Regions from separate parts of the Homo sapiens genome. Here region 2 is linked to region 1. Evidence: read pairs that join two places in POLR2A ChIA-PET (ENCODE). Cell type or tissue: OCI-LY7. All regions are shown on one strand.

The links. ChIA-PET counts read pairs that join two places held together with the same protein. Peaks named below come from ENCODE experiments on the same cell type or tissue, not always from the same donor. Only the 100,000 strongest peaks of a DNase experiment are listed, where the experiment ranks them.
Region 2: POLR2A ChIA-PET joins it to region 1 with 7 read pairs; 2 of 35 experiments call an interaction of 5 or more read pairs at or near these places.

Annotation. Positions count from the first base shown.
Region 1 is chrX:40,658,609-40,662,608 of GRCh38, reverse strand. MED14 (mediator complex subunit 14) reads left to right here. Exons shown (of 31, transcript NM_004229.4): 27 at 3,002-3,181; 28 at 3,275-3,382. Among named protein-coding and RNA genes, the nearest start is that of CXorf38, 13 kb to the right of the region's middle. In OCI-LY7, no CTCF peak of the experiment used is centred here; no DNase peak of the experiment used is centred here.
Region 2 is chrX:40,102,341-40,106,340 of GRCh38, reverse strand. LOC107985687 (translation initiation factor IF-2-like) reads left to right here. Exons shown (of 1, transcript NR_171574.1): 1 at 1-4,000. It also overlaps a transcript of BCOR not described here. Among named protein-coding and RNA genes, the nearest start is that of BCOR, 6.4 kb to the right of the region's middle. RefSeq lists silencers at 191-300, 881-1,130, 1,221-1,400 and enhancers at 401-450, 3,212-3,802. In OCI-LY7, no CTCF peak of the experiment used is centred here; DNase peaks (open chromatin) are centred at 350, 690, 1,000 and 1,520; H3K4me3 peaks cover 2,179 bases; H3K27ac peaks cover 1,655 bases.

The sequences.
Region 1 (4,000 bases):
ATAGCATACCAGTAATTATTTGCCTTCTGGAGTGCCCGTGCGGGGAGGCTGATTTTGACTCTGAGTCTTTATTGAAATAAAATAATTGGCTGGGTGTGGTGGCTTATACCTGTAATCCCAGCACTTTGGAAGGCTGAGGCAGGAGGATCACTGAGCCCAAGAGTTCCAGACCACCCTAGGCAATATAGCAAGACCCTCTCTCTACAAAAAATTTAAAAAATTAGCAGGCATGCACCTGTAGTCCTAGCTACTTGGGAGGTTGAGGCAGGAGGATTGCTTGAGACCAGGAGTTCCAGGTTACAGTGAGCTGTGATCATGCTGCTGCACTCTGTCCTGGGTGATCGAGTGAGACCCTGTCTCTAAAAAAATAAAAAGAGAAAAAAAATTTGAAGAAAATTATTTATGGTTACAAGGACAAAAGCTTCTTTTTAAATATGTGAACAGGACGGGCACGGTGGCTCACGCCTATAATCCCAGCACTTTGAGAGGCTGAGGTGGGCAGATCTCTTGAGGTCAGGAGTTCAAGACCAGCCTGGGCAACATGATGAAACCCCGTCGTCTACTAAAAAATACAAAAATTAGCCAGGCATGGTGGTGCGCACCTATAATCCCAGCTATATGGGAGGTTGAGGCAGGAGAATTGCTTGAACCTGGGAGGCAGAGGTTGCAGTGAGCCAAGATCGCGCCACTGCACTCCAGCCTGGGCAACAGAGTGAGACTGTGTTTCATAAATAAATAAATAAATGAACAATTGAATTTTTAAAAACTCTCGTAGAAAAAAGACTTCTAAAAAAAAAAGAAGAAAAGAGACTTCTAACTTATCCTATGCTGATAGCCTTAGGAGATAATTTATAATTGAGAGCACCAGTTCTACAGTCAGGCTGCCTGGGTTTGTAGCCAGCCATACTACCTGCTAATGTGTGCTTAGGCAAATTTCTTCAGATAATAGTATTTACCTAACTGATAACAGTTGTGTGAATTTGAGATAGTTCATGTAAAGCCCTTAATATACTGTCTAGGCATTTTCATTATTTATAATTACTGTTATTATTGGTAGATGCATGTGCTAATGAGGTAGTCAAAATGGTGAATGTTTAGGCCGGGCACAGTGGCTCATGCCTGTAATCCCAGCACTTTGGGAGACTGAGGCGGGCGGATCACTTGAGGTCAGGAGTTTGAGACCAGCCTGGCCAACATGGCGACACCCTATCTCTACTGAAAATACAAGGCCAGGCGTGGTGGCTCATGCCTGTAATCCCAGTACTTTGGGAGGCTGAGGCAGGCGGATCACTTGAGCCCAGGAGTTCGAGACCAGCCTGGCCAACATGGTGAAACCCCATCTCTACTGGAAACACAAAAATTAGCTGGGTGTGATGGTGCACGCCTGTAATCCCAGCTACTTAGGTGGCTGAAGCATGAGAATCATTTGAACCCGGGAGGCAGAGGTTGCAGTGAGCCGAGATCGTGCCACTGCACTCCAGCCTGAGCAGACAGAGCGAGACTCTCAAAACAAACAAAAAACAAAAATTATCTGGGTGTGGTGGCACATGCCTGTAATTCCAGCTACTCGGGAGACTGAGGCAGGAGAATCGCTTGAACCTGGGAGGTAGAGGTTGCAGTGAGCCGAGATGGTGACACTGCACTCCAGCCTGGGCAACAGAGCGAGACTCCGTCTCAAAAAATAAAAAAAGAATTAAAAATGGTGAATGTTTAAAATATTCACTCCATGTTTAGTGTAAAGCCATTTTGCAACCTTCATACTAAGATTTGGTGGGGAAACGTTTTTGAATAAATTAGCATTCAAAAGAAAGAAAAATAATAAAATAAACTAAAATTAGCACTCAAAATGGTAATCATCAGACCCGGGATCTAGCCTCAGCTATGCCACTTACCATCTATGTAAGCTTTCAGCTCTTTGGCCTCATTTTGCTCAGCTGCATAATCAACATACTCTGCTAAAACGGGTCAGTAAACTACGGCCCCTGGTGCTATGTCCTTACCACCTGTTTTTGTAAATAAAGTTTTATTGGAACACAGCCACACCTGTTCATTTATTTATTGTCTATAGCTGCTTTCAGCTGTGATGACAACATTGAATAATTGTGACAGAGACCATATAGTGCATAAAACCTGCAACTTTTTCTATATAACACTTTACAGAAAAAGTTTGTCGACCCCCGGGGCTAGAATAAGAGCCTAATCCAGATCTAACCTTTTGTAATTGTACTCTGTCTTCTTTTTTTCTAATGTGCCACTTTAAAAAAAGATATTGTGGAAAATGTTCAGCATATACAGAAGTAGAATGGTATAATGAACTTCTGTACTCTCATCACCCACCTCCAACAGTTAACTAATATCAGTATTGTTTCATCTAGAACTCCTCCCCCCAGATTTTCACAGCAAATCTCAGACATAATTTCTTGCATAAAAATTTTTGCATATGTCTCTAAAAAGTATAGACTCTTAAAACAAAACAAAACAAAAAACACAACCTGCACCATTCTCATACCTAAAAAAAATAATTTCTGTATCACATATCTAGTTGATACCCAGATTTCCCAGGTTGTCTCATTTTTTACACTTTGAATCAGAACCGAAATAAGTTTTTCTAAGTCCCCTTACAACTTTTGGTTCCCCCATCTAGTTCTCCTTCTTCATCCTTATGCAATTCGGAATCACTTAGTATTTTTTTGATCCCTATGTTTTCTATCACATTGGTCAGTCCTCTGGATCAAACTACTGCATGAATTCAGGCTCAAGTTTTTTTATGTTGTTTTGCAAGAATACTTCATAGGTAGAGTTATGTTCTTCCATCAAGAGGCACATAATGTCTGATCGCATCTCTTTTTGCAGTGTTGCCAGCAGCTGATGCTCAATGCTGTAGGTGCCTTTGTTTTGGAATAGGTATCAACTTAGTGGTTTTCCTTTTGGAACAATTCTCAGTAACATCTTCATTTTCTCTTTGACTTACATGTTAATTTGATGTGTCCTTGTTTTGTAGCTGCAGCTGATAAATTCTAATGAACCCGGAGTGATCATGTTTAAGACTGATGCACTGAAATGCAGAGTAGCTCTTAGTCCCAAAACCAACCAAACGCTTCAGCTAAAAGTGACACCTGAAAATGCAGGACAGTGGAAACCTGATGAACTTCAAGTTTTGGAGAAATTCTTTGAAACAAGAGTATGTGTTTAATAGTGCATAATTTGAATATAATTAATGAAACAGAAGCATTAATGTAGAATGAAGAGTAACTTGCTTTATTTATCCCTGTAGGTTGCAGGACCACCATTTAAAGCTAATACGTTAATAGCCTTCACCAAGCTATTAGGAGCTCCTACACACATCCTCAGGGATTGTGTGCACATTATGAAGCTGGAGCTGGTAAGTCACAGAGATATACATTTCTAGCAAGGTTTGTTTGAGGAGGTTAGAGTTGGTGGGAGCAGTGTTTATTGGTTTTCACCCATCTATGTAGTTTCTTCTATTTTTCTCTTAAATTCTTAATTTTTAACTTAAATTTTATTTATCTTTGAATAGGTAACACAATTCTGTTTTATCTTTTGAATTTAAAACAAGATAATATAGTGAGAAATTTCCCATCAGTTCCTGTCTAGCTATCCCTGTCCCCTCTATCCCTGTCCAACTGTCTTCTGGCCAACCAGAGTTACCATGGCTTGCCTCTCCTTCCAGAGATGGTCCATTCATAAAAGCAAATAACATTGCTCTCATAAACTTTTGATTGATTGAGACACGGTCTCACTCCGATACCCAGGCTGGAGTGCAGTGATGAGATCTCAGTTCACTGCACCCTCGACCTCTGGGGCTCAGGTGATTCTCCCACCTCAGCCTCCTGAGTAGTTGGGACTACAGGTGCACGCCACCGCGCCTGGCTTTTTTTTTTTTTTTTTTTTTTTTTTTTGGTAGAGACGGAGTTTCACCGTGTTGCTCAGGCTGGTCTCAGACTTCAGGTCTCAAGTGATCCACCCACCTTGGCCTCCC
Region 2 (4,000 bases), 560 kb after region 1:
TCATCCTCCTCGCTGCAGCGCTGTGTGCACTCTCATTAGAGTAGGGAGGCTTTTCTCTGTGCACTCGCTCGGCTCCCGCTGGCAAAACAACGCCTTCCCGGGCCGGGCCCTGGGCCAGGAGAGTCGGGGAGGGTGGGACGGAGGTGGGGGGTGGGTGAGGCAGGGCAAGCCTTGCAGGTCAGCTCCGCCGCCGGATCTCCTCCGGACACGGAGGAGACGGGGAGCGTCCATTGGCCCTTCCCTAGGTGGAGTGGCAAAGTCCGAGCCCCGCAGCCGACCCTACGTCCCTACGTGGAGGGGGGCGGGTGGAGTACCGGTGCCGCCATGACCTACTCCCGTCCCCCGCCGGAGGCTAGAGTAGGGCTGAGGGGGAGATGAGTGTGTCTGGTTTGGAGAGCGGGGGCGGACACTGGGAAGGCTCCCAAAACAGGTTTTGCCCCATCTGTTTTATGAACGACCTCTTCAGGCCAGAAGCCGGATCCCAGGGGTGGCGGCCCTTCGACCTTCGAAAGGAGACCCGGGCCCCCAGCAGGCCCTCTGGCTTCGCGCTCTGTCGCCTGCAGTGGGTGGGAGATGGGGGTGGCCGAGGCTTGGCTGCTCCTGGCCCTGAGCTTCGGAGCCCTATTTTCTCCTCCGCGATCTCTGCACACAACAGTAGGCAGCCTCTCACAGCAGCACGCGCCCAGCTGCAGGGCCTGGGAGCAGGTGTTCCTGCCCGGCCGGAGTGGCGGCTCCGCGCCCCTCCGGTCCCAGCTGCGGAGCTGCGAGCGGTGCGGGGGGGCGTGCTTATGGTGGTAGCAGAGGGACAGGGACATCTCATCGGACCGCAGGAAGGGTCCTCTCGGCTTACACCGGGATACCGCAGGGCCCGGGTGGTCGCCTGGGGCGAGGAGGGATCAGGGGTGACGCGCGGCCAGCCCTCGTCTGGAACAGCCCTGGGGCCAGCGGAGGCCGCTCGGGGCGGCGCGAGGGCTTCCGGTCCCCGTGACTGCGGCGGCGGCGGCGGGGCGGCCGCGAGGAGCACCCTCCCCTGGCTGCTGCCGCCGCGCGGCTCTCGGAACGGCGCCCCAGGAGCCTCTCTGCGTCTGGCAGCGCCGCTTTCGGCTTGCGCTGGGATGGGGGCCGCAGGGTGGTCTCGGCCCAGCCCCCACGGGGAGGGGCGGGGAGGCGGGGTCCGGAGACCCCGCGGGAACGGCCGCGCGCCTCCCAGCACCCCCTCCTCGCCGCCGCCGCCGCTGCTGCTGATATGGCGGGCACGTGAAGCGCAGCTTGGCGCCCCGGCGCCAGCCAGGGAGCGGCCTGCCCCGCCGACTCAGCTTACCCGCGGGCCCAGGAACGCGGAACCGAGCCTGGCCGGGCTCCGCGGAGCCCGCACCTCCGCCCGCAGCTCGCTGCGGCCCCGCACCCTCTCCCCGCCTGAGCCCGGCCTTGGGGCCGCGCCAGGCGGCTCGCCCGAGGGGAACTCGGGCTGACTAATGGGACGCGTGTGGGCCTTACGTGAGGCCCGGCTGTCAGCGGATACCCGCTTGCTCGGAGCTTAGACCGCGGCCAAGCTTTTCGGGGAAGGGCGAGAGGAGGGGTTTCCCCGCTGGGCGGTTTCAGCTCCCCAGGGACAATCCGTCCGCGGCAGGCCCCAACCTTTGGATCTTGCAGCCTGGCTTGGAGACGGTAGACTTGGCATGTGCCGGACGCCACGGTGCCGACCCGGTCGGGGGCAGGGGGTGGGAGCCTCGGGGTTGTGAGCTGGGGGTGGGCAGAGGCTAGGTCAGCTTGGTCTGGGGCGCCCGCCTTGAGGTTTGCATTCTGGGGCTAGCCACTGGGCCGGGGGGAATTTGCAGGGCGCTCTGAGGTCGTGGAGTCTGATACCAAAACCTTCCTCGACAAAGTCTTCCGGAAACCCCTTCGCGAAATTCCTGTGCGGAAAGAAGGATTTCTAAAACTCCCCGAGGGTCCGGTTCGGCTGGGAGCTTTCGGGTTCTAGGGAGTGTGATTTCCTTTCTCTCCCTTTATAGGGGCCTATAAATATCAGAAGAGTTTCTTCTTATTTCGCATTAACAACCACTTCATGTTGACATAGTTATATGACCCTCCCAAGTATAACTACCTGTTTAGTTTGAAGGCACTGAGTGCGATGGCGAAACACAAACATCGACCAGTAACTAAGAGAAGGAAAACCCAGCCGCGAGCTTGGGTTGGATACAGGATAAATCCTCATCACGCATCCCTGGTTTTATTCAGCCTAATTGCACTAGTAATCCTGCCCCCCGCGAGAAAGCCTGAAATCCTGCAGTCGAGGTGCGACTTTTCCTGGGGAGCCCCGCCAATGGGGGGTGGGTTGTCAGTGGAGGGGAGGTGGGTTTTAAATGTCACTTCCAAATGAAAATCTTTCTTTCTTTTCTTTTTCTCTTTTTCTTTTTTGATCCAGTTTTCGAAAAGAGCATTTTTGCGAGATAAGAAGTGACCGATCAAAATCGCTAAGGGGAGGTTGTAAGCAGCCGCTTTGCCCCAGCTTAGCGTTATCTTATCTCTCACACTTGCATGGCGGAAAAAAAAATTGGCTTATCTTTATCCCCACCCCCTTCTCGCCTTAATTGCTAAAAAACACTAGTGTGTTAAACCGGGAGGAAGGAGGTCTCTGGAGTGTCAGTGGAAAAGGAAGATTCAAAAATGTGGGCTCCCGGGGGAAGCAAGGGTGGCAGAATTTATTCTTTCCCCCAGGCCTTTCTGGTACAACACAGGGTGTAGTCCAGGGTGGAAGGCTGGGTGGCTCTTTTTTTAAATTATTATTTTAAGAACAAAATCTGGGCTTGGCCTTGGGTCGTGTGGCTTCCCCAGGCCTCGCTTTCTGAACTTCTCCCCTCCTTCATCTCTCAAAAGCTGCTGGTGGGTCTGGGTTGAGGCCTCTCACTCTGCCTTCATCCTCCCTCCTCTAGACACATCCTCCTTTTGGGGAGGGGGGGATGCAAGGCTAGGACACATAGCCTGCTGGAAATCATTAAAATATATGCGAGTGTCTGCAAACACACACTTTTAAATCATGGCGTTTCCCCTCCACGCTGGTCTATTTAAACTCCAGAGCGAGCTGGATCTCCTCCCTCTCAGTCGTTTGTCTGTGTCACCGACAGGCCGCTAATGGCCGGGCTTCCAGGCGCTGTGCATTATGCATTAGCCTCCTCCCTCCGCCGCACACAGAAGGTTCTGTCAGGCCGCACCACACAAACCACCCTGAGCCCCCCCACCCCACCCCCCGCACTCAGGGCCGGGGGCTGCGCGGCTGCTAACGCGCTGGGAACGCAGGTATGGAGAGGAGGATGAGCACCGAGAGCAGAGTGGTTCGGAAGGTGGAATGGGAGCGGGTGAAATGTGCCGAAGATTACACCGTTTGGAATGCCCAGTCCGTTGTGAGCCCCAAAGCTTTGCTCCTGGCTGCGACCTTCTCGAGGCAACCATCCCGCGCCACTCACCTCTGTGACCGACTTTGTTGGGGGCGGGAGGGCAGAGGTATTTAGAGACAGATCAGCACCGCTTTCCCTTCTGCTGGTCCGTACCCACCTTCCTGCTGCAGGCGAGGGGCTGGCAGAGCCTTCTCTACCCCTCCAGTTCGGGAGTGGTACCGCGAAGGGGTTCGGGGTGGTGCGTCTTCGCAGGGACCCGGTGGGAGTGGAGGAGGGAAGCTGGATACAAAATGGCTGGGGCCGGAGGCCGGCACACTGGGTCCGAAGGCGAGTAGTTGGTGGTTCCCCGCCCCCTCTCCCGGCGGTTCCCACTCACTGCCCCCAGCCGGGTAAAATATGCGCAGAAGGCGCCTTGCTAAATAAGCAGCCGAGGCGGGACGTGGCGTCCGGGTTTATCTGCAGGAGCACCCGGCCCAGCGCGGCGGCGTCGAGGGCTCTTAAGCCCTTGCCGAGCGCAAGAGGCGGCCAGCCTCCCAGAAGCCTCCTGTATTATGCCCATTTGGTCGACACCCAACCACCCTGCGGGCCCCCGTAGTGTAGATGCC